Regions from separate parts of the Homo sapiens genome. Here region 2 is linked to region 1. Evidence: read pairs that join two places in POLR2A ChIA-PET (ENCODE). Cell type or tissue: IMR-90. All regions are shown on one strand. Each heading gives the region's core, and the rest is flanking DNA. Links, peaks and the distances in the headings are about the cores only. Region 1 holds the start of LOC124900353 (small nucleolar RNA SNORA11). Region 2 overlaps SMOC1 (SPARC related modular calcium binding 1).

The links. ChIA-PET counts read pairs that join two places held together with the same protein. Peaks named below come from ENCODE experiments on the same cell type or tissue, not always from the same donor. Only the 100,000 strongest peaks of a DNase experiment are listed, where the experiment ranks them.
Region 2: POLR2A ChIA-PET joins it to region 1 with 8 read pairs; 2 of 35 experiments call an interaction of 5 or more read pairs at or near these places.

What each region holds. Positions count from the first base shown.
Region 1 is chr14:69,799,499-69,812,295 of GRCh38, reverse strand. LOC124900353 (small nucleolar RNA SNORA11) reads left to right here and starts at 7,965; the gene lies at 7,965-8,093. LOC100506358 (a long non-coding RNA gene) reads right to left here and starts at 536. Exons shown (of 2, transcript NR_149012.1): 1 at 298-536. In IMR-90, for the core only: no CTCF peak of the experiment used is centred there; no DNase peak of the experiment used is centred there; H3K27me3 peaks cover 1,061 bases.
Region 2 is chr14:70,001,953-70,014,749 of GRCh38, reverse strand. It overlaps SMOC1 (SPARC related modular calcium binding 1), which reads right to left. Exons shown (of 12, transcript NM_001034852.3): 8 at 3,804-3,996; 9 at 3,183-3,265; 10 at 1,259-1,364. Among named protein-coding and RNA genes, the nearest start is that of SNORD169, 30 kb to the right of the region's middle. RefSeq lists enhancers at 2,938-4,137, 5,505-5,584. In IMR-90, for the core only: no CTCF peak of the experiment used is centred there; no DNase peak of the experiment used is centred there; H3K27ac peaks cover 872 bases.

The sequences.
Region 1 (12,797 bases), core at 2,076-10,075:
GAAGAATCAACTTTAAAACCTTTTTGATGAGCCTGTTTTAATCCTTCTGCTCTATCCCAATTTTCCACATCAAGAGTGCCTGTGGAAACCATGGGTTATGCGTAATAACCTCCGGCAGCATCTTAATGTCTGAGAACTGACCTGAGCACCAGTTTGTTTCAACAAAACTTTAAGCAACTGCACATAATGTTTTTCTCCAACAGACAAATTCTGACTCATGTTACCCTGATTCAGAAAACTTCCCATTCCTAGTACTTCTTTAAAGCACTGCTCCCAGTACCTCTTTAGGGCACCGACCTTATATCCCTGTCGGCAGACTCGGCCTGGGGTCCCCGTTCACCTTCTCAATTTCAGTTCCTCTGCTCCAGCAGACCTTCTTCGTTTACGTCCTTGAAGTCCCTGTTCTGCGGCGCCACTATGTAACCCACATGGACCTAGGGGGACTGAACAAAGCGGGCGAATGCAGGAATAAAAGACAAAAGCGTATATTTGGAAGAAGGGGTCAGGGGGCACCTTGCCTCTAGTGGACAAGGGCCCTGACCTTTACACAGCCCTCCGTATTTATTAGGCAAAAGAGATAGTGAGAAGGGGGGTGGAAGAAGGGGTCAGCTGCTCGTCCAGAGTAGTCTCACAAGACTGCATTCTCTAGATGTCCCAGTAGATAACCTCAAGGAGCTTGGCGCCAGGAAGTGATTGCCCTCAGCAAACCTTCTGGGGCAGGCGCGGTCGTGAGTTTGCCCACATTCTGTATTCATGATAAACAGTTTGCTGTTTGATCATATAGACTCAGTGGAATGCTGAGTTGGTCACGTCCCACGGGCCTTTGGCTCCCTGTACCTATTGAGCCACGGGAGTCTCAAGGAGGAGGACTTTGCCAACTTGTGGCCTCTCTGCCCCAATGCTCCATCCAGCAGTCGTCAGACACAATGACAGCTGACCAGACAGGGTACTCCAGGATCTCAGCCAACTTCCCCAGGCCATGCTTGGGAAGGAGCACAGGTCTTCTCTGGCCTCAGAGTCCCCACATTTATTCTGGTGACTGTCTCCAACCCAGGATTGTGACCTTGGGTGGGATAGTAGGTCAGGGTGCAGGAACTTTGTTTCTCTCCAGCTTTCCCTCTGATTCTCTTCCCTTCCCCAACCCAGCTCTTCTTTTGCTGTTTAGACAACTGTTTAGATTCTGGTCTTTGTTTTTGTTGTTGTTGTTGTTGTTGTTTTGAGACAGAGTCTCACTCTGTTGCCAAGGATGGAGTGTAGTGGTGCCATCATGGCTCACTGTAGCCCCCACCTCCTGGGTTCAAGGGATCCTCCTGCCTCAGCCTCCCAAGTAGCTGGAACAATAGGCACACGCCACCAAGCCCAGCTAATTCTTCATTGTTTTGTAAAGATGGGGTCTCCTTATGTTGCCCAGGCTAATTTCAAACTCCTGATCTCAAGCAGTCCTCCTGCCTTGGCCTCCCAAAGTGCTGGGATTGCAGGCATGAGCCACCACACCTGGCCTAGATTCTGGTCTTGAAAGCTATCAGTACTTTCCTCTGCTTTCAGTTTCAATGAAAAAGCTGAGTATCCTCATGCTTCCTTCTCTCCACATTTCTGAAATCCTCCTCTAAAGGCATGAGGGAACTTCCCAGCCAGGTAGCTGAGGGGCCACAGGTTACAGGATATTGTGGGCTTGGGGTGGGGAAGGTTAGTACTCAGCATTCTGTATCCTGCCACTTACTGAAATGTATTTCTATTAAGAGGTATTTACCATACCTCAATAATAAAAATAAAAGACAGGTGCTAAAGTGATCCATAATACAATGGAATCACACCACGATGTGTTACAAATTCACTTCTTACACACCCCACGATTTCCTCATGAGGTGAACATACAGAAGGTAAGGCCCTGAGCCCTCTGATAGACCTGTGGGTCTGCAGGGCTCCAGCCTTCCAACCAAGGCACATTCATGACAAGTGCAAATAACCACCCAGGGACAGCAGGAGGAGCTGGGCTGAGGCTGGCAGAGACACACACGATCACATGCTGGTGGTCTCCATAAGACTGCTGTTTGCCCCAAGGTTGCTGTTATTTTTTTGGTTATTGCCATTTTTATGTGGTCAAAATATTTTCTACTTTGATTAATTTTTTTTTTTTAATGGAGTCTCACTCTATCACGCAGGCTGGAGTGCAGTGGCGCGATCTCGGCTCACTGCAACCTCCGCCTCCCGGGTTCATGCCATTCTCCTGCCTCAGCCTCCTGAGTAGCTGGGACTGCAGGCACTGGCCACTAGGCCCGGCTTTTTTTTTTTTTTTTTTTTTTTTGGTAGAGATGGGGTTTCACCATGTTAGCCAGGATGGTCTCGATTTCCTGATTTCGTGATCCACCTGCCTCGGCCTCCCAAAGTGCTGGGATTACAGGCATGAGCCACCGCGCCTGGCCTTTTTTTTTTTTTTTTTTTTTTTGTATTTACAGTAGAAATGGAGTTTCACCATGTTGGCTAGGCTGGTCTCGAACTTCTGGCCTCAGGTGATCCACCTGCTTCGGCCTCCCAAAGTGCTGAGATTACAGGCATGAGCCACTGCACCCGGCCATTCTTTGGTTAAATTCTAAGTATTTAAGGCGTCTTAGAAGCACCTCCATAGAACCCCAGGACATCTAGGAACCCAGTTGTAAACAGTCAGACTAAACCATGAATAGCACTTATCTCTGCGTGGTGAGATTTTTGTTTTCTTTTTTGTGCTTATCTTCATTTTCTGCCTCCTCCATAATGCAACTCATATTGTTTTGTTCAAGCTGAAGAGAAATCAATGTTTTAAAGGACTTCTGACCGGGTGAGTCCTGCTGCTCTCTGCCCTCCTACAGACTTTGCTCCCTTCTGGCCATGGAATGTTTGCTTAAAGTTGCAAGGGGGAAAGAAGTGCTTCAGAGGGTAGCTGACCTCCACTCCACCAGCCTCACCATTTTCCAGGCTGAGTGGTGGAACCATAGAGAGTGTGGCAGTAATCACAACTGGCGTGATTCCAGGAAGATAATTGAAAGAGCTCCCTCAGCAAAAGTCATCAAACACTGATAGTTGTTCCCAAGAAGGCAGGGTGAGTCCTTTGGAAGTTTTAAAAAGCAGTAAAGCAACCCAACAAGGGTCAGGAAACCCATGCACCCAGAAAACATCACTGACACGTGGCAGGTAGCGGCAGCCAGCAGCAATGACCTTCCCCATTCCCCAGTCCTCGCTCATAATCATCAAATCAGCCAATTATGGCCCAAGAAAGGCCTAATGCCCTCCACTTGCCACTGCCTTTTCTCGCCAGCATCCACCTGACCTATCAGCTCTCAGAAATGGGCCAAGCTCTCTATTGTCAGTATTCACTGACCGCCTAAACCTGCTGTGGCCCCCAGCTATGCAGCACCAAATTCAGAAATTTACAAATGTGCTTGATGGCACAGAGAGAGTTCAGAAGTACTCACTGAGTGATATTGCTGCTTCAGCCATAGGAAGTGAGGGGACAAGCTTGCTGTCCCTTCAAAGCCCCACTTGCTACCCTACCTTTCAGCACTTTTTTTTTTTTTTTTGAGACGGGGTTTTGTTCTTGTTGCCCAGGCTGAAGGGCAATAACATAATCTCAGCTCACTACAACCTCCGCCTCCCAGGTTCAAGTGATTCTTCTGCCTCAGCCTCCCGAGTAGTTGGGATTACAGGCATGTGCCACCACACCCAGCTAATTTTTGTATTTTTAGTAGAGACATGGTTTCACTATGTTGACCAGGCTGGTCTCGAACTCCTGACCTCAGGTGATCCACCCTCCTCAGCCTCCCAAATTTCTGAGATTACAGGCATGAGCCACCGCGCCCAGCCACTTTTCAGCATATTTTACGCCTACTTTGGAATGGGATCCATCCTCTAAGAGCTTGTAAAAAGCAACTTGTCTGCCATCTTCACTGAGTTAGTAGCTTGTATACGCATTTCCCAACCACATGCTGGAACACTGGATCAGTACCATTTTGCTTTAATTTTGACAGATACCTAAGAGACAACGCATAGGATTGTATGAACCCATTCTGCTCATCCCCCTTCTCTAACCCACCACTTTCCAGCTAGTCTAACCCTAGAATCCCAGGTGAGAAAATAACTTGGTAGTCTCCTTGTCCAACTCTCTACTTGGTACTTGAGTCGCCTGAAAAAATGGTCATCTCTGCTTGAATGTCTCCCACCCACCTGAGCCCCAGTGGCAGGCACTTCCAAGGGACTTCATTTCTTTTTTAGACAGTTCTAGGTTGAAATTTTTCCTTATGTGGAGCCCAACACAGAGTCACCTTCCCAACTCTGAAATATCCTAAATCCAAAATGTTCTGATTTCTAAACTTTTTTTTGTAACTCCTTTTGACAGCAAACTCTGTTCTAAACTGATGTAAGACTAGTTATGGTTTTTGCTTCCCGCATCATATGGTTCACTGCAGAAAATATCAATGTGTTTCATTATGAACCCCAATTAAGATATTACATAATATTCAGTATATGTACTATATCAGCTTTCCACACTTTGAAAAACTATAGAGAGTTTTGGAAAAGATATTGTAAACCTGTATCTGCTTTTCTAAATATGATATTTAGGTTTTTTCTATATCCTAATTATTTTTTTTCAGTTGATCCATCATTGACTGTGATGGGTGAATTAAAGTTTCCTACCATTTGTTTGTCTGTTTTTACCCCCTGTATCTCTTATAATTTTAGCTTTATGAATGTTGTGCTTTGCTATTTGGTACATAGATATTCAGAACTGTTGTATTCATTGTGGATTCCATCCTTAAGTATTATAAAGTGACTTTCTTTCTTTTTTTTTTTTTTTTTTTTGAGGCAGAGTCTGGCTCTATCACCCAGGCTAGAGTATAGTAGCTCTATCACTGCTCACTGCAGCCTCAGCCTCCCTGGCTCAAGTGATCCTCCCAGCTCAGCCTCCTGAATAGCTGGGACTACAGTTATGCAACACTACTCCTGGCTAATTTTTTTTTTTAATGTTTTGTAGAGACAGGGTCTATGTTACCTAGGTGGGTCTTGAACTCCTGGGCTGGAGTGACCCTCTCACATCAGCCTTCCAAAGCACTGGGATTACGAGCATGAGCCACAGCACCCCACCTTAAAGTGACTTTCTTCATCTCCATCTAGTGTGATATTAAAATTATGACCTGGGCTTTCTTTTGTTTGTCTTTTGTTTTGTTTTGCATTTGCCTCACCTATCTTTGTATGTACTTTTATTTTCAACCTTTTTTTTTTTTTTAAGATGAAGTCTCGCTCTGTCACCCAGGCTGGAGTGCAATGGCGCAATCCCAGCTCACTGCAACCTCTGCCTCCCGGGTTCAAGCAATTCTTCTGCTTCGAAGCCTCCTGAGTAGCTGGGATTACAAGCATGTGTCACCATGCCTGGAAAATTTTTTTATTTTTAGTAGAGATGGGGTTTCACCATATTGCCCAGGCTGGTCTCAAACTCCTGACCTCAAGTGATCCACTCACCTCGGCCTCCCAAAGTGCTGGGATTACAGGCATGAGCCACTGCACCTGGCCTATTTTCAACCTTTCTGAAAACACTTATTGTAGGTGCTCACTTGCTTGAGCTCAGCATGAAGGTGGGTGTTGCCTAAGAATACTCTGAAATATTGTTTATTTTAATAGGTGAGTTAAGCCTATTTCAACATCTATTCATATGTCAAATAAATTAGCGTTAGTTCTAACATAGTAACATTATGTTCTATTTTTGTTTAGTTTTTTAAAAACATTCACTATGTAGTCTGTTGTCTTTGTTGCTGTGAATAATTATTTTCAAATTTCAATAGGTTTTCATTTTTGCTCTGTTACTTTTATAATAAAACTTTTAAAAAATACCTCTAGTTTTCTATTATTCAAGAAATGTCTATTAGTGCCTAGGAACAATGAAAAAAAAAGCACATTTCCTCTTCCTCTCTTCCTCCTCTCTCCTACCAAAGAGAACATCTTTCTCTGAGTTTCATTTTGTACTATTAAAAATGTGTATGCTTCTATTACTTGGTTTGTCAGTCTTGAGTAATATTTTTTGACTCCCACTTATTACAGATGTAACAATCAGTTACCTTAATCTACCTCTCACCTACTTTCCCCCTTCCTCCACGAGTATTTGTTCAGTGCATGTATTTATACATTGTCAGGACATGTCATTTTTACATTATTTTCAATTACTCTAAAGTGTGGAATTATTTTTGCTTTAGTCTACATTACATATATTCAAAGTTGCCTCCAGTCTTTTTTCTATAATGTCCTCAGTTATCTCTTTGTTGGCTGGCATCCATCCTCTGATTGTTTCTTCAAGAAAGATTCAAAGAATCGACATCCCCTGAATTATTTTATGATCGAGGATATCTGTAGTCTTTATGGTTGAAGGATAATTTGGCTGGATTTGAACTCCATGTGTAACACTTTTTTTTCCCTTGGACATCTTTTTTAAGTATTGCATGACTTTCTTCTGACATTGAATATTGCTGCACGGAACTCGGAAACAAGCCTGCTTCCCCCGCCCCTCAGTGACTTGATCATTTTGCTTAGTTATCTTTGAAGTTTAATAACTTTACTAGGACACATCTCTAGGTTGGCTCTCCTGCATTAATTTTCTCTGATACATAATATAAATTAATGTCTCTATTTCAGAAAATTATATTTTTGTCCCTTGCTGTGGTTTTTTTAATTGCCTATTATTTGCACCCCTTCCATTTCATCCTTATTTCTCTGATACTTTGATCTGAGTTCTGCCCACCCATGCTTCATCTCATTCTGTTATCTCACAATCTCATCCCTATGTTCTTTTTCCTTTCAACTTTTCATTTGGAAAACTTGCAGAGCTACAGACATGTTGAAAGAATAATACAATGAGCAGCCATATATCATATACTTCATATAGATTCACCAATTATTATTATTTTGCTCTATGTGCTTTCACTGTCTCTATACTCACAAACAATACATACATGCATTTTTCCAAATCATTTTTAAATAGATTGTAGACATCAGAACACTTCAACCACAAAAACTTTAGTCTGCACCTCCTAAAATAAAAACATTCCACTATATAACCCCTATCTTAGACCATTTGAATTGCTAGAATAAATTACCATAGACAGGGTAGCTTGTAAACAACAGAAAATTATTTCTCACAGTTCCAGAGGCTGGGAAGTCCAAAATCAAGACACCCACGATTCAGTGTCTGTCGAAGGCCTACTTTCTGGTTCACAGATGGTACCTTCTTGCTGTGCCCTTAGATGGTGGAGGGGGCAAGGCAGCTCTATGGGTCCTTTTTTATAAGGCCACAAAACCCATTCATGAGAGCTCTGCCCCCATGACCTAATCACCTCCCAACAACCCCACCTCCCATCACATTGGTGATTAGGTTTCAACATATGAATCTTAGGGGGGCACAAGCAGTCAGACCATAGCAACCATACTAATTTAACAATAACTTTATAATATCATCTAATATATAATCTATACTCAAATTTCCCCAATTACCTCAAAAAATGTTTTTAAATACTATTCCAACCCAGTATCCAATTATACATTGCATTTGCTTGTTATGTCTCTTTATTCTCTTTTTTTTTTTTTTTTTTTTTTTTGGAGATGGAGTCTGGCTCTGTCACCAGGCTGGAGTGCAGTGAAGAGATCTCAGCTTACTTCAACCTCCACCTCCCGGGTTCAAGCAATTCTCCTGCCTCAGCCTCCCAAGTAGCTGGGACTACAGGTGCATGCCAGAACGTCCAGCTAATTTTTGTATTTTTAGTAGATATGAGGTTTCACTATGTTGGCCAGGATGGTCTCAATCTCTTGACCTCATGATCCATCAGCCTCGGCCTCCCAAAGTGCTGGGATTACAGGCATGAGCCACTGCGCCCAGCCTTTATTCTCTTTTAATCTAGACTAGATCTCCAACTTTTGTTATGACATTTACTTCTTTAAGAGTATATGCCAGGGTTTGCTTAGGGCAGGGAGGTTGAAGAGTGGCTCCTCTGTTTACAATACACCAAACAGGAATCTGGGGTCATTGTGACAAGGGGCACAAAACTTGTGTCCTCCCTACATGTGAAAAAAAAAAAAGAGAATCCATGCCAGTTGTTTTATAAAATATCCCATAGACTAGATTTGTCAGGTTGTTTCTTTATATTTCATTTGTTTATCTAGCATTTGTATTTCTGATAAATTGCCAGCTAGGTCCAAAGACTTGATAAAATTCAGATTAAACATTTTGCCTGTAATGATGTTGTGAATTTCATATTGCATTCCATCAGGAGGCACATGAGTTTAGGCTGTCTTGATATCAGTAATTCCAAGTTTGACCACTTGGTTAAAATGGGTAACTGCTAGGTTTCTCCAATGTAAAGGTACATATCTTCCCTCTATAATTACTCCATGTGGTGATACTTTATCACCATGAATATATTATTCCCCAATTGCCTTTTACTCAAGGGTTTTCACATCTATTGATGATCCCTACCTAAACCAATTGCTATATTAGGGGTTGCAAAATGGTAATTAAAAAAAAAATCTGTTAATGTATTTCTGTTTTGTGGTCTTTCTTCATAGAAGCAATTACTGCATTCACTTTTTAAAATTCAATTGCCTAATGCTTTTTTCAGCTGCTCTATGTCAATTTTTTCTGGTAAGTATTCTTCAATTGTTGGAAATGTTTGACACTCTTTTTTCCTCCTTCACCTTATAGTGGATTTAATTTGATGCTATGTGTCACTCATTATTGAGTGGGCAAGTTATTTGCATGAGGCTCTGTTGGGGGGCGGGACAAGGTATCCTTTTAGGATAGCTGGCTTCCCTCCACCACCATCAGCCATAGACACAGACTGCTTCATACAACTACTGCTCATCCATTTGATTTTTTGTATAGCCCCATGTGGACAGTTAATGATGGTCATAAATTCTTTGCTACTCTTCCCATTTAGAGGTGGAGTCTATTTCTCCCATCCCTCAAATCTGGGACACTCTTAGTAAATTGCTTGACAAAATATAATGTGCTGAAAGTGACATTGTAGGCCTTCCATACTAGGTCATAAGATGCCTTGCAGCTTTGACTTAAGCCTCGTGGAGCAATTGCTCTGGGGCCATCAGCTACCAGATAAGAAGTCTGACTACTCTGAGATCACGATGCAGATGACTTATCCTCAGCAACCATATGAGGACCCCAAGCAAAAGCCATCAGCTGAACCTGTCATATCCCAGAACTGTGAAAGAGAATAACAAATAAATGTTTAAAATCACCAAATTTGGGGGTGGTTTGTTATACAGCAATGGATAGCTAAAACGTCCGCTTCTACGGGCTGTATGAACCTGAGCGGGGTATAAGATGGCTTCTGCTGTCAGCCTTGCTCACCCAATTCCCATAGCTGTTGTTACAAAGGAAGGAGATCTCTTTTGCACTTGAGGTTGCATCCTCCACCTGCAGGAGGTATACATATTCCTAGAGCTTCCTGACATCCACCCCCTCTGCATTCTCTTTCTCCCTAGTGAGTGCTGCCTAATGGTGACACCGGCAGCCTTTTCACGCATTCTGGAGTCTGCAAATGGTATGTGTCCCCGTTTCACCAAAAAATTATTGTCTATGGAATTTTTCCCCATTTTCCTTGTTGCTTTTGAATGATTTCTAGAAAAGGAAGGGAGAAATAGCCTCTTTCTTTCTTTCTGATTTGTTTGTTTTAGACAGGGTCTTGCTCCGTCACCCAGGCTGGATGCAGTGGTGCAATCACAGCTCACTGCAGCCTCCATCTCCTGGGCTCAAGCAATCCTCCAATCTCAGCCTCCCAAGTAGCTAGGACTACAAGCATGCACCACCACACACAGCTAATTTTTAAAATTATTTTTTGTAGGGACAAGCCCTCACTATGTTGCCCAGGCTGGTTTCAAACTCCTGAGCTTGTGTGATCCTCCCACCTCAGCCTCTCAAAATGCTGGAATTACAGGCATGAGCCCGAGCCCAGCCATCCAGCCCTTTTTTTCTTTTTCTTTTTAGCCTCAAGGTTCACTCTGTCGCCCAGCCTAGAGTGCAGTGCGCAATCATAGCTCACTGCAGCCCTGACCTCTCAAACTCCTAGGCTCAAGCGATCCTCTTGCCTCAGCCTTTTAAGTAGCTGGGGATATAGGTGCCTGCCACCACACCTCGCTAATTTTTTATTCTGTGTAGAGACTAGGTCTTATTATGTTGCCCAGGCTGGTCTGGAACTCCTGGACTCAAGCAATCCTCCTGCCTCAGCCTCCCAAAGTGCTGGGATTACAGGCATGAGCCACCATGTCCAGCCTCTACAGCCACATTTATACCATAAGTCACTACCATATTTTTTAATGGCTACATTCTTTTAAATGGGCCATAACCAATCACCTACTAATAGATATTTAGGTTATTTCCAATAGTTCACTATTACAAAGCAATGCTGCAGTGAAAATCTCTTTACGTAGATCCTCAAGCAATTATCTCTATAGGATAATTTTCTACAAGTAGAATTCTACTGTCAAGAGCAATGGCTGACTGAAGGCTTTTTATGCCACTTCAGAATCTGGGAAAATAGCTGACTTTTGCCAGAGATGAAATTAAAATGTCCCTTAAGTAAAATTTACACAGCCACCACTACCCCCCCATGATTGTTTGGATGTTGTGTTTGTTGTGTTGCTTGCTACATCCAGCCTGTGAAAGAACAAGTCTAGGCCAGTTTGGAAAAAATATGCAATCACAGGATCTTTTCCAGTCAAAGCTTTCAGGTCTCAAAAAGCAGGCTAACTCGGGAGACAGGATGAGGCAAAAGAAGGAGCAGGTCAGAAGAGCAGCTGGGGCCCGGAACCAGGCTGGGCATGAATACCAATTGTACCACTCACTAGCCATGCAAATTGGGCAGATTATTTAACCACTCTAAGCCTTTTCCTAACCTATAAAATAAGGATAGCAATAGCATCTTATCTCATAAGGCTATTGTGAAGACTAAATAAAAACGTGGGCATTTAGTGCTATACATTTCCCTCTTAACACTGCCTTAGCTGTATCCCAGAGATTCTGGTATGCTGTATCTTTGTTCTCATTAGTTTCAAATAACTTATTGATTTCTCCCTTAATTTATTTGCCCAAAAGTCATTCACGAGGAGGCTGTTTAATTTCCATGTAAATGTATGGTTTTGAGCAATTTTCTTTGTACTCAATTCTATTTTTATTGCTTTGTTGTCCAAGGGTGTGATTGGTATAATTTTATTTTTGTTTTTTGCATTGGCTATGAATTGCTTTATGTCCAATTCTTTGGTTGATTTTAGTGAATGTGCCATGTGGCAATGAGAAGAATGTATATTCTGTTGTTTTGGGGTGGAGAGTTCTATAGATGTCTACTAGGTCCATTCAGTCAAGTGTTGAGTTCAGGTCCTGAGTATCTTTGCTTTGATGATTCGTCTTGCCTTGATGATCTGTCTAATACTGTCAGTGGGGTGTTGAAGTCTCCCTCTGTTATTGTGTGGGAGTCTAAGTCTCTTCATGGGTCTCTCAGAACTTGCTTTATGCATTCACCCCCTCTGGAGGATGCAGCAACAAGGCATTATCTGCAGAGAGCAGCCCTCATCAGATACTGAATCTGCCAGCACCTTGATCTTAGACTTTCCAGCCTCCAGAATTATAAAAAATAAATTTCAATTATTTATTTTTTAAAAAGAACTTGCTTTATGAATCTGGGTACTCCTGCGGTTGGTGCATCTATATTTAGGACAGTTAGGCCTTTTTGTTGATTTGAACCCTTCACCATGATGTAATGCCCTTCTTTGTCTTTTTTCATCTTTGTTGGCTTATAGTCTGCTTCGTCTAAAATTAGGATTGCAACCCCTGCTTTTTTCTGATTTCCATTTGCTTGGTAGATTTTTCTCCATCCCTTTATTTTAAGCCTATGGGTGTCATTGCATGTTAAATGGGTCTCTTGAAGACAGCATGCTGTTCGGCCTTGCTTCTTTATCCAGCTTGCCACTCTGTGCCTTTTATTTGGGGCATTTAGCCCATTTACATTCAAGGTAAAGGGAACACTTATACACTGCTGGTGGGAGGGTAAATTAGTTAAACCATTGTGGAAAATAGTGTGGCAATTTTTCAAAGAACTAAAAACAGAACTACCATTCAACTCAGCAATCTCATTACTGGGTATATACCCAAAGGAATATAAGTCATTCTACCATAAAGACACATGCACACGTGTGTTCATTGCAGCACTATTCACAATAGCAAAGACATAGAATCAACCTAAATGCCCATCAACAGTAGGCTGGATAAAGAAAATGTGGTACATATACATCATGGAATCTATACAGCCGTAAAAAAGAATGAGATCATGTTCTCTGCAGGAACACAGATGGAGCTGGAGGCCAATATTCTTAGCAAACTAATGCAGGAACAGAAAACCAAATACTGCATGTTCCCACTGATAAGTGGGAGTTAAATAATGAGAACTAATGGGCACGAAGAAGGGAACAACAGACACTGGGGCCTACTTGAGGGAGGAGGGTGGAAGAAGGGAGAGAATCAGGAAAAATAACTATCAGAACTATCAGGTACTATGTTTAGTACCTGGGTGACAAAGTGGTCCGTGCACCAAACCCCCATAACACAAGTTTGTCTGTAACAACAAACCTGTACATGTACCCCTAAATCTAAAATAAAAGTTAAAAAGAAATGTAATTTAAATCACAGCATCCATCACACAGCATGTGCTCAACAACTCTCAGGTATCATTAACATAACACAAAAAGATCTTCCTGTTTCCAAAATTGTATTAAATTAG
Region 2 (12,797 bases), core at 2,499-10,498, 200 kb before region 1:
AGCAGGCTGCCCATCCCTGCCAAGCCTAGAGTACCTCCCCTCCTGCTGTAAGGAGCCTAGACACTACCACACTTGTCTCCAACAGTCTCTGCTGTGCTTCCCCTTCTGGCTTCATGAGCATGAGCAGAAGTCTTACTCAGCATGTCTCACAGGACTTTCGGGATCTGAGTCCTGCCCACCTCTTCCATCTCACGATTACCACTCTTACCTCCTCTGCTTCCTCCTCCTCCGCCTATCCACCCCAGCCCAAGCTAACTGAACCACAGACATGCACTTTCTTGGAGCCACAGTATCCTTTCCTTCTCTCTGGAATGGCTTTCTCTTTTCTTTATCTACCTATCTTTTCTTTGATAGGTAGATAAGTCCTACCCATTCTTTAAAACTCAGCTCAGATATCACCTTCTCCAGGAAGCCTGCTCTGACTCCTCCAGACTGAGTGAGACAACCATTCTCCATTCTTCCACCTCTGTCCTAGCACTCACCACAGATTTTGTAAGTATCTATCTATGGTCTAGTATCCCCGCTAAGCTGCATCCTTTGAAGGTGGGACATGCCTCTATCCCCAGATACCTCATCCTTAGCCCAGTGTTTGCTGTGTTTTCCATGTTCAAAAGGTGGTAAGCGGATGGATGAATGCGTGCATGCATCTCCAACCGACTGGCCTAATGGGCCCAAACTCATGAGTGCCAGCAATGCTGGTTACTGGGGAGCATGTGCATTTCAGCCTCACATCAGGACTGCCTCAGCTACCACCTCAATTCCTGACCTGAGCTGTATTTGGCTATATGAGTGTCCAGTTCCATTGCCAAGAGCTCCTTGGAATTCTCAGGATGCCAAAAAGGCATTTGGTTCCTGCCTTCTAGGAGAGAAGAAAATTGCAAAGTGCTTTGTGCTCCCTCTCTGCCTCCCTGTTCCCATGATATAACCATCACCCTTCCTGCCATTCAGAACTCTCACTCCAACCCATCACCTTCTGAGATTAAACAGCTGGAAGTCCCAGACAGCCCTGGACTTTCCTATAAATCAGGTAACTAAAAGCTAGGGACAAGCAGCTCCCAAAGAATAGGGAAGGTAGAGGGGCAGGAAGATTTTTGACAGAAGGCGGGTCAAAGCTATGGGTACATGGTTTCAGGAAAAAGATCAACTTCCAGCCCTTGCCCTCCTCAAACCCTGCCCACTCTCTCACCCTCCCTCAGCATTTGAAAAGTCAGGGGCCCCACATTTTTCTCCTGGGCCTGATTCCTGCTCACAATCTCACCTCCCACCTCCAGTGGGCGCTGCTGAGTTAATGGCCTGAACCATGTCAGTGGTGAGAGCATCCAGTAGGCTGGTGATAAACTCCATTTTCTTCCCTTCTGGACAGCCTAAAAGATAAAATGAGATTTGAAGGTAGATGCCAGATAATAATCAAGTCAACAGCTTTCTCAACTACCATCCTTTCCTAAACTTCTCAAAGCCCTTCTTGTCCAGCCAAATCCACTTTAGTGATTTGTTTACTGATCAGATGAGTCTCATAAACTTCCATAGTTCCTTTACCCATACCCCACAAAGGACCATCAGACCAAATAATGCTTTCAATTTTCTTCCATTCCACACATTTTTGCTAGACATCAACTCAGGCACCATGTTAAACGCTAGAGATACAGAGTTAACAATACAGAAGGTCCTTATCCTTGTAAAGTTCACATCTACAGGGGAACTCAAGCTAATAGCCAAGCAGTCGTCCTAAAGTGAGAAAAATACTGTGCTAGGGGTAAGAACTAGGGGCTGTGGGAGCACAAAGGAGGGAGAGAACCCCCAGTGGTCAAAGTTGACTTAAGTACACCTACCACCAGATCCATCCAAGAGCCTCCTCCTTTTTTCACTTCCCTCCTCAACCATCTTACATTATAACTACAGCATCTCTCTTGTAAATACTCCCAAGTCCTTGTTCCTTTTTTCCTCCTTGTATTATTCCAGGAAAACACAGTAAAGCACAGAAGAACCTTCTATAGATGTGCCTTTTCCATGTCTACACCACGTAGCTGGGGAAAACACCACCACACAACTGGATAAATGGGTGTCCTATAAAGTCACGATCACCAGCACCAAATGGGCCCTCTACACTACTCCCAGTGCTCCTCTCCAAAGCAACTCCACATAGAAATTAGCAACTAGCTCATTCTCTTCTGTCCCCAAATCCTCCAGGTCTCAGGTTCAACACTTGCTTCTCAGAGAAGCTGTGGAATCTAAAGCAGGTTCTCCCTGCCATTCTCACAGCATGTTCCGCTTTTCCCTCAGAGTACCCACCACAACTATCTATAAATGCCTGTATTCATTTATTCATATCCAATCTGTCTCCTCCACTCTGTAAGTCTCATGTCAACTTTGACCACTAGATTATACCCAGTGCCTGGCACATAGTAGAATCTCAATTCACATTTGTTGAGGGGTTAGCTAAAAGGGGTACCCTGGCCACCATGACTCCATTCTTGTGATGGGGTGATTTCTACAAACCTCGTGTGGAAAATCCCTGACTCTTAGAACTCTCTGCTTTCAGTTCTCACTTGGAGTCCTGATAGGTCATGGGAAGGTGGCCCATTTCCCACCAGCACTAATCTGACTTTGTGCTGTGTAAAGACAATAAGATTCCAAGCCACCAATATTTAGTAATGTTACTGTAACTTGCAGGCAGAGATTGCTATAAATAAGGGGAAACCCGCACATCAGCCATTTGGAGGTACCAGGGCCCTGCCTATGTGTCTTGTGTCACACTCCATGGTCGTCCTGTGTCACCAGGGGTCATCTGCCTCTTCAGAGCAAGCAACAGACACTGTCCACATCGCTCAGGACAGCCCCTCCCTATAAGCTATCTTATCCTCACAGCTCTGGAAAAAATAACTCACAGTGCTCAAAACATTGTCCTCATGGACCTCAGATGGACAACGCATTGTGGAACTGCAGACGGGATTTTAACCCGATGACTGCATTATAAAGACGAAGAGGCACAAGGAAGAGAAGCAATGTGCACAAGAGCAGAGCTAATTAGGGATAAATCCCAGACCAGGATGTAGATCCCACGGCTCCTGGCTCCATCTTACACATGGGGAAACAGACAAAGAGGAGACAGCTTCTTCTGCATAATGAGAGGGTGGAGGAACAGAAGGAGGTGATGGCGCCGGCAGGGCAGCATCGTCTCCCACCTGGTAGCTCCCTGTCCTTGAAGGGGTCATCCGCCTCTGTAGTCTTGGCCCTGGCGTCGCTCTCACAACTGGGCATCACGTAGCTGGGAAAAGAGAGATATGGGGGGGGTTGGGAGGGGCTGGCAACTGAGCCTACTTCAGTCACTACTGCCCAGCAATGATCTATGTTGTCACCAAGCCTAAAGCACTGAGGGTGGGCAGAACGATATCTCTTGCGCTGCCCGGCAGCTACAAGGCAATCTTAGCATCAATGTTCCCACTGAGACATGTTCAGGCATGTCATTTCAACCACTCAAGCATAATAACAATGATACTTGAGCTGCACGCAGTATCTTTTTTGATCCATGGAAGCTAGTGGCTTAGAAAGGGCAATAATCTCATCAGGAAACTGACGTTCAGAGAGGTTAAGTACTGTTCCAAGGTCTTAAGTTAGAAAGAGACAGGCCTGTGACCAGAATCCAGGTCCCAGGGTCTTTCTACCTGAAACTCTTCTACTCATTGAAAACATGGCTCTCCCAGGCACTCATCTCCCACCAGACCAGGGCAGGAACACTGGGAGATGCCAGCATGGATAACAGCCAGCAGGTGCGTTTTTCCCAGGACCCAGTCTGGGGGGCTTACCGTGTGGAGGTCCCAGGCAGCGGGCGCCCTGTGTCCACCAGCACACACCAGCAGTAGCCAGTGGACTGGTGGCATTGCACTGGCTTATAGAGTCCCCCAGGGGCACATTCAGGGATGACAATACCCTCACGGGGATTCTGCTGGGCCTCTTCCAGGGCACTCTGCCTCTCCTGGTCACACGAATAGACTTTCTCTGCAAGAGAAGACACAGCCTGTGGTGACTATCACTCCTGTGATTTAACACTCCTGTCTTCTGTGCCCAGCATCCAAAGTAAGTAGCAAGGACCAGGCCTGGACCCAGGAACTGATGAGCTGCCCCATTGATGAATTACCACAGAGAGCTGTCTCCCATGCCAGCGCATGCTGAGGGGCCTGGAGGTTCAGAACCTCCCTGTGGCCATCTCTGCTGCCAGCATTCATTAGCATTCCCACCAAATAGGTTCAACTGCAGCAACAAGCCAGCCAGGGACTCCAGGGATGCCCCTTCTCAGAGTGGCAGCTTGTCCCAAGGGTGGAATATCTCAATGTTTTCAGAGTGGCTCCTGCTGATGTTCTGTCTGTGGACTGCAGGAGAGGTGGGTGCAGGAGCCTGGCTATGCTGCAGGCTGATGCAGGAATGCTTGTGCATGTAGACCCTTCCACGCCCAGACACAGCATGATGGAGCCGTGGCCATCAGCCTCATGTGGAGTGATGCTCGGCACCCAGGAGGAGCAGAAACAAGGTCCAGCCTTGGCTTCTCCCCACCCTCCAAGGCTGCTGGACAAAGTAGGCCGAGTGAATTTCAGTGAATTACACAATGCTGCTTCCATCCAATTGGAGAGAAAACAGGCCCAGCCGGATGGTGTCTGCACTCAGCAGCCTCAGTAACACATGAGCATGTCTGAACAGCCCAACCTGGTTTCCCCCGAGCCAGTCCCCGGCTGAGACAGAGCGTGGTGCCCTGTGTCCAGCATGGCCAGCTCCAGGGCATCTCACATCTGCACAGCCACTTACCTGAAAATTCTTCCCAATCAACCACTTAGCCTGCCTGGCTTTGCTCTTTGTCTTTTTTTTTCTGGTTTTGTTTTTGTTCTAATTATTAAAAATAAATAGTGTTGGGTTTCTTATTATAAAGAAGTTTTAAAAAAGAAAGTGGAAAAACCTATAATCCTGCCAAAGTTAAACACTGTACCTTCCCTAGATTTTATGTACATACATACATGGAAATACACGTGCACACATCTACTTTTTTGATAACAAAAGAATCACATCATAAACCTGTACTATTACTTTATTTTTCATTTACTTGTTTATTTACCTACTATATTTTTTTCATACCACTATTCTACAACTCTTCTCTTGAAGAAATTGACAGGAATGTAGTCTTGGGCACCCACTGAATGTTTACAGATTGTTACAAAAATACCCTTCTTAAGAGCAAGGAACTTGGTATCAGCAACCTGGAGAACCATGTTGTGCACTGAACAACAGCACTCAACTCCACTTTAAAGAAGCCAACTTCCTTGAAATAATGGCTCTGTTAATGACACACATATAGGTAAAGCACGCATGTTTAAACAAACCATAGGAGTACACAGAGACACAAAGTAGCTCAATGCAGTTTTACAGATAAGTCAGATGATAGAAAAACAATGCTATGTCTCACTGCTAGGAAAATGCTCGAAAACAATAGCCTGGTGATTCTCATTGCAGGGTAAAAATATTTCCTTAGGGGCATAAAAATATCTGAGGGCCAGGAGGCAGGCACATATAGCATATTCACTATTAAAATAGAAAATGTTGTTTTGAATTTGGGAAGTGAAAAAAAACTACTGTTTTCATAATGCAAATATAGAAAAGCTAAACAGAGTCTCCTTGGCTAGAGGAAGAGGAGTTTAAAACAGCTGACAGACATCAGACTTGGGTTTTGCCTCCAACTGTGACTACCACCAGAACAGCATCTAGAGACAGGAAAGAGACAGAAACTGAGCAGGGAGAGGGGCCTTGGGAAACCTGCTTTAAAGATCCAGCATTTTGACTTCAGCCCCTGGCTGGGAAGGTGCCATGGCAACTTCAAGGGGATTATGCAAGAATTTTTCAATAGCTCCCCCAACCCCAATTTGGTAGCCTTATTTTCCTACCTCGTATTTCATGCCATGAAAGAGGCAATAGAGGAGCAAAACCAAAGGAAAACAGCTTTTTACTGACACCACGTTCATGTAACAACCTCTGACAGAGGATTTAAATTAAGACTCTCCAGGCCAACCTTCTAAAGCCATAAATCAGACCGAAAGCAAGAGGCAAAGAGAGAAGGGGGGCGCTTCCCCAGGGGCAGAGCAAATAATGAACCTGACTTCACACCACTGGGGGTCCCGAGACCCTCAGAAATGTGGACAGAAGCCATCTAAGAAGAGGCACAGACTCGTGGCTTGGGCCCTGTTGATGGATTTCTGGAAGTCCTTGAAGGCTGTTCTGAGCTGTTTATAGTCAGTGTCTATGAAGTTCCATGGAGAATAAAATCATTAAAATGCCAGGCTCAGTGGCTCATGCCTATAATCCCAGCATTTGGAAAGGCTGAGGCAGGCAGATTGCTTACCCCAGGAGTTTGAGACCAGCCTGGGTAACATAGCAAGACTATGTCTTTACAAAAATAAATAAATAAATACAAAAAGTAGCCAGTGTGATAGCACATGCCTGTAGTCCCAGTTACCCAGGAGGCTGAGGTGAGAGGGCCACCTGAGTCCAGGAGGTTGAGGCTGCAGTGAGCCATGATCACGCCACTGCACTACAGCCTGGCCCACAGAGTAAGAACCTGTCTCAATAAAATAAAATAAAATAAAATAAAATAATAAAAATGATAAAGCTCACTAATTTGGAAAAATGGGGGATAGCAAAAGAATTTTTTAAAAGCCTGACTGCAAGGTTTATTACTTTTTTATTTTATTATTTTTATTATTGATTTACTACTTCATTACAGTATCTGCAAGTCCAGGTGCCTCTAAGAAAGAGACAGGAGTGATTTATCATAATAGCACTAACCCTCTGTGAAGAGTACACAGAGAGTTTGTCTTACAGCAAAGAGAAAATCTCCCTTAAAATCATCTTTACAACTAATAACAAGAAAAACAAACATTCATTGAGTGATATGTGCCAGGCAATAGACTAAGGGCTTTACCTAATGAATCCCTTTGCCCATGTGAGGTAGGCACTATTATTACGCCCATTTTGTAGACAAGGAAGCTGAACGTTGGAGAGATTAATGGATTTTCCCAAGTTCACTCAGCCAGGAGAGAGAAAGGCTGGGGATCCTGACAGTCAGGCTTGACTTGCTAACCTCTAGACAGTGTTGCCTCTAACCATTTGCTCTAGGAGACAAATAAATTTATTTTTACAGTGAGCTCTTCTATGTCAGTGTCTTTGCAGACTATCCCAAATCTGCTGCATTCAAAATCAAATGTGCTGGACACAGCACAGCTCCTTCTGACCAATGATGTCTTCTCGACCTAAGCACGCTACAAATCTTGTACCTGGATATTTTTCTCTCTTTGCCTCAGAAGCGGAAAACTTAAAACCAAATTTAACTCATCCACCATTGCAGAACTCTAAAATGAATAACAATAGCTAACATCTATTTGAGTATTTACCATGGGCCAGACTTGGAATTAGGTGCACTATGTGTATTAACTCACTTCAAACTCATTACAAGCCTTTAAGGGCAGTGTTGTTATCCTCATTGAACAGAAAAGGATGCAGAAACACAGACTGGTTGAGAAATTGGATGATCATAGAACTAGGAAGTGGCAGAGCTGACATTTCAGCACTGGCTGGGTGCTTCACCTCTGCAAGATCATCTTCTTGCCACAGGCTAATCTGATTTTTATCCTAACCTATATTTTTCTTTTACTCACTATAGGTCATCTCATTACAAAACAGTCCCCAATGAACTGTGCCTCCCCGTGATCATGGCCTTGTGTGGACCCCTCCACGTGGACTCTGGTTTGCTTTGGCCAATAGAATGTTAGAGGCAATGCTGATGTTTTGTGTCAGGCCGAGGCCTCAAGAGGACTTGCAGCTCTCGCTTTCACTTTTGTGGAAGCTGCCCTAAGATCATCACAAGGAAGCTGGTCTCGCCTACTGGAGAACAAGAGGCCACAGTGAGGAAAGGGGAGCAGCTCAGGTCACAGCGAGTACCAACTGCAGATGTGAGAGGGAGGTCACCTTGTACATTCCAGCCCAGCTGATCCTCCCCTACCTGGATGAGTCCAGGATTAAATTCAGGCAAAACAAGTATCCGGCCAACCCACAGACACATTAGAAAGAATTAATTATTTTTATGGTAAGCCAGTACATTTCGGAGCAGTCTGTTACACAGCAGCAGATAACTGAAACATCTAGACCTCCTTAACTATTCATCAATTTACCCTGTACGTATTTTTGTAGCCCTGTAAGCCCTTCAGTCAACCAATCAATTATTCTTGAAGGGCTTCTCTAGAGGTTATGGGTCATGCATATGCTAATCAGTAAGTACCACAGGGCATAAGCTTATTCCATATCTGAGGACCCAAATTTGTAACTCATCCACCATTGCAGAACTCTAAAATGAATAACAATAGCTAACATTTATTTGAGTATTTACCATGTGCCAGACTTGGTACTGGGCAGTTTGCTTGTATTAACTCACTTCAAACTCAAACAAGCCTCTAAAATAGTGTTCTTCTTATCCTCACTGAATAGAAGAAGGTGCAGAAACACAGACTGGCAGAGTCATTGGATCAAGATCACAGAACTAGGAAGTGGCGGACCCAAAAAGCCAGACCACCCATGGGGCCACTATCATCCTCTTTCCTTCTCAGTTACCTAAATCCCAAATGGGTCTTAAAATTCACATCTATCAGTTTTCTTAGGTACCAAGAAGTCCCCTTCCAGAATGCAAGACAGGGGGCCTATTTTGTGGGTCTCTTCATGATCATGGGTTCAGAGAGGGAGCTCCCCAGAAGTGAACACACACTATTCTAAAATAATCTGTGCTCAGGAACACTCAGGGAAAGATGACAAGATTAGAAGGTCTGGCCAGGTATCTATGAGAATGGGCCAGGACCATCTGTAAACACCTGGAAGCCATAAACGGAAGGGGAGAGGGAACAATCAGGGCTGTCCAGGGGGGCATGGAAATGCATGGCCACACATACACACTCACACGCCCGCCCCTATAATCCTGTCCCTCAGATGGTGCAGAGAAGAAGTGAGAGTCAGGTCATTCCGCACTTGGCAATGAGTGGTTAAAGTTTCACTGACAAACCTCTGACTGCCTAAGAGAAGAAACACAATAGAAAAAACATCCAAGCAAACTGTCCAGTACCTAGTCTGGCACATGGTAAATACTCAGATAGAAGTGAAACCATGTCCACCCCTTGTCACCAGAAGGCACACAACCCTGTCCACCACTAATTGCACATAGCAAAGAAGGACCAAAGTCCAGCAGGAGTGGGCAGGGCAGGAGACAGGAGAGGAAAAAAGAGGTTGGACCAGACAAACATGAACCCTGTCTCCAGGCCCAGGGCACGGGTTCTTTCACATCCCACCAAGAGAGGATAAGCCTGGAGCACAGCTCTGTCGGCTAGGACTAGCCCAGGCCTCTGTGCCTCTCAATTACTCATGGTGATTAGGAACAAAGGAAAGCATGGATAACCTAAATCCTCAGCTAATCCCCAGACTTGATTTTAGCCCAGAGTTTAGTCTTTTATCCCAGAAACCTTTTCTTCTTCATCATCTTTTTCCTTTCTCTTCTTTTTTTGTTTAAAGCAAAAATGGCCAAAAAACATAAACATTACAAGATTTGAGTTTCAGATCTTTGGGCTGGCCTTTCTTTCTAGACACTGCCTTCCAGAGGAGGAACTGCTGAAGAAAGGAGCAGACAGAAAAGCTGAGATCCTGGGTAACCCAACACCAAAGCACCTTCTGCACATGCAGTCAGCAGTTATTGGTAGACCAGCTATGCTGTAAGCTTTTTGGAGAAAGAACATGGGAACCTCATGGTGATGGAGGAAGTGGAGGTCAAAGGGGGAGACGGGTGGAGAGAGCAGACAGTAGACAGAGAAGGTCTGTGTCACTCAGGGTTCTGCAGAGAAAGAGAACCAACAGAAGACAGAGACAGGCGTATATGTATGTGTGTATGTATCTTTATATCTATTTGTTTTGGAAGGGCTAGCACAGGGACAAGTGCTAGATATCTACAGATTATAGATACACACACATATACATAAAGAGAGAGAGAGAGAGTGATATTTTAAGGAATTGGCTATGTAATTATAGGGGCTGGCAAATCTAAAATATGTTGGGCAGGCCAATAGGCTAGAAATTCAGGTAAGAGTGATGGGGCAGTCTTGAGTCCAATATCAATAGGTCAGGTCAGCAGACTGGAAACTCAAGAAGGATTTCCATGTTACAGTCTGGAGAGGGAATTCCTTCTTTTTGGGGAAACCTCAGTCTTTGCTCTTAAGCCCTTCCACTGATTGGATGGGACCCACCCACATTATGAAGGGCAACCTGTTTTATCTGAAGTCAATTGACTGTAAATGTTGACCACATCCACAAAATACCTTCACACCAATATCTAGATGAGTGTTTGGCCAAACAACTGGGCAGGATGGCCTAGCCAAATTGACCTATAATATGAAGCATCGTAAAGTCCATCTGAAAAATAAGTGCAAGAAAAAAGGCTAATCTTACAGAGAACCATACGCGGAAGAACTGAAGAAGAGCCACAAGCCATGAAAACATGGACTGGGAAGATGCCTTGATGAATGATGCAGTCTTCCTGGAGAAAGAATCAGAAGCTCTCCCAGTGGAGGCTCGTTTGGTAACCAAGGTGCCTACTCTGGCCATCCAGACAGGGAGTTCCTTACACTACAGAAAAAGTAAGCTGACATGGTCCTGAGAGAGGAGGACCTAAAGCAGGATCCTGAGTAGAAAATGAGATTAGGGCCCAGGAAGAGGACACAAAAAAGGACTGGGACCTTGTAGACCCAGGTTATCACCCAGGATATTACTGGTTGTATATGTACTGGGTGCTGGCATCATGTCAGGTGCTGGAGAGGCCAGAAAAATCCTCTAAGATGTAGCAAGCAGAAAGAATAAACCATGAGATCTTTGCCTACCCTCATTCTAGGCCATCCTCCATCCCTGAAGCTTTCCCTGAGGCCCTGCCTGGAACAAGGCTAGAAGCAGTGGAGGATCTGCCCTCGTGGGCCCCTTGTCCTCGGTACCCTGACTTCACTGGATGCAAGTTCCTGGAAACTAGGGCTCTGCACATCCTTCCTGAGCCTTCACCACACCCGTCTCTGGTGGCCATAGGAGAGCCATGGAATCTCTGGTGTAAAAGATTCATAAAGGGTACTTGGTCCAAGAACCCTTCTATTGCTTGAGTCCCCATTATGTCACCCCTCTCACAGAATTCTAGTCTGACACTTCAGAGATGGGGCTGCCCACTGTTGAATAAACCGTAGGGATGAGACCACAGAGGCTGCAAAAAGAATATCTATCCCTTTGACACATCCTGGGAAATGCTACACTCAACCCTCAGACCATCAAGCACTGGATTTTCTTGGGGGAAAAATCAATTAAAATGTTACCCAGACTGAAAAATGAGAGGCACTTACTTGGGTTTCATTGCAAAAGGAGTTGTCCCACTGAGCCAAGAATATTAAAGAAAAAATTAGCATTGTATCACCTACAGTGACCCTGAAACCCCATCAAATACTTCACACCCACCTAGTCTCTTATCAAAAATGAATGAAATGCTGAAAGATAACCCAAAATATCAAACTGTGTGTTGAAAACAACCTTTCTAAATTACAACATGAAATTCCAGAGGCATAAGAAACCACATGGCTCCAGCCTCAGGATTCTCTAGGTCAGCGTGCGAGCATGTGAGAGTGTGGTGTCGGGAGTGTTCCAGAACTGTAGGGTGGCTGAGAATTTGGCAGAGGAAGGCACTGCAGGAGTAAAAGAGAGAAAGATAGGACCAGGTTGTAAGGAACTGACTTTGCTGTTTCAGAAGGATTAGCACAGGGACTAGATGTGGTGCCCCAGGGAAGGGTTGCTGCACTCCATGATTTATGGGACATCACTGAGCAGGCCCTTGCTGTTTATTTAGCCACAGGGGGTTTTAGCACCTATGGTTTCAAGCCAACTATGTGAACAGGTTATTTTTCTTACTTGTGGACTTTGCACTTTTTCACAGGAGGGGCTAAGTGGCCCCCAGAGGATCATTTTTCCAAGCACCATTTGCTGGGCCGACTCTGCCCTGCTACCATGGCTTTCCATCACGCACACCACTCAGTGCCACTTGGCCATCGCCAATTCCCAATTCCCAATTTCTCAACATCTATGTGACTCAGAGTTATGCAGGGGCTCTGGGAGCCCCTGATGAGGGGGAGAGCCCACAGAACCATTGCTCAGGGCTCCTTTCCAAATAGAGGGTAGACAACTGGCCCAGAAAAGGAAAGGCTCTACCAGGGCAAGGAAAAAGCAAACATCGCTGGCAAACAGAACAAAGTCAGCCACCGAAATTGTGCTCAGGTTTGTATCAGGTAGAGGGAGGGTATGGGGAGAATAGAAACAGAATTTGCACGAATTAAAGTCACACTTCTGTTGGCATGGGTTTTTCCATCCCCTTTAAGCTAAAAAGCCCTTTCCCCCACAGAATAGGCAGCAAAAGAAAGCAAAAATCTAACATCATCCCTCAATTGTAACCTACAAAGGGACCCGGGAGGACCCCCTGGAGGGAGCACCTTTCTAATTAACTCACTGGCCAAGAGAAGAACTGTCTCCAGCTCCAGCCCAGATGGAGATGTGAGGATGGTCTAAAAGCTCAACTGCCAGAGAGAACTCAGGGCGGTCAGAGGGAACTAGAGGTAGGGGATGAGGGAATACTAGGGCTTCCTTGGCAAGGCTAAAAGCAGTAGTAAGTGCCTATCACTCCTCCTGCATACTCCTATCGAAGGGTCTGGCAT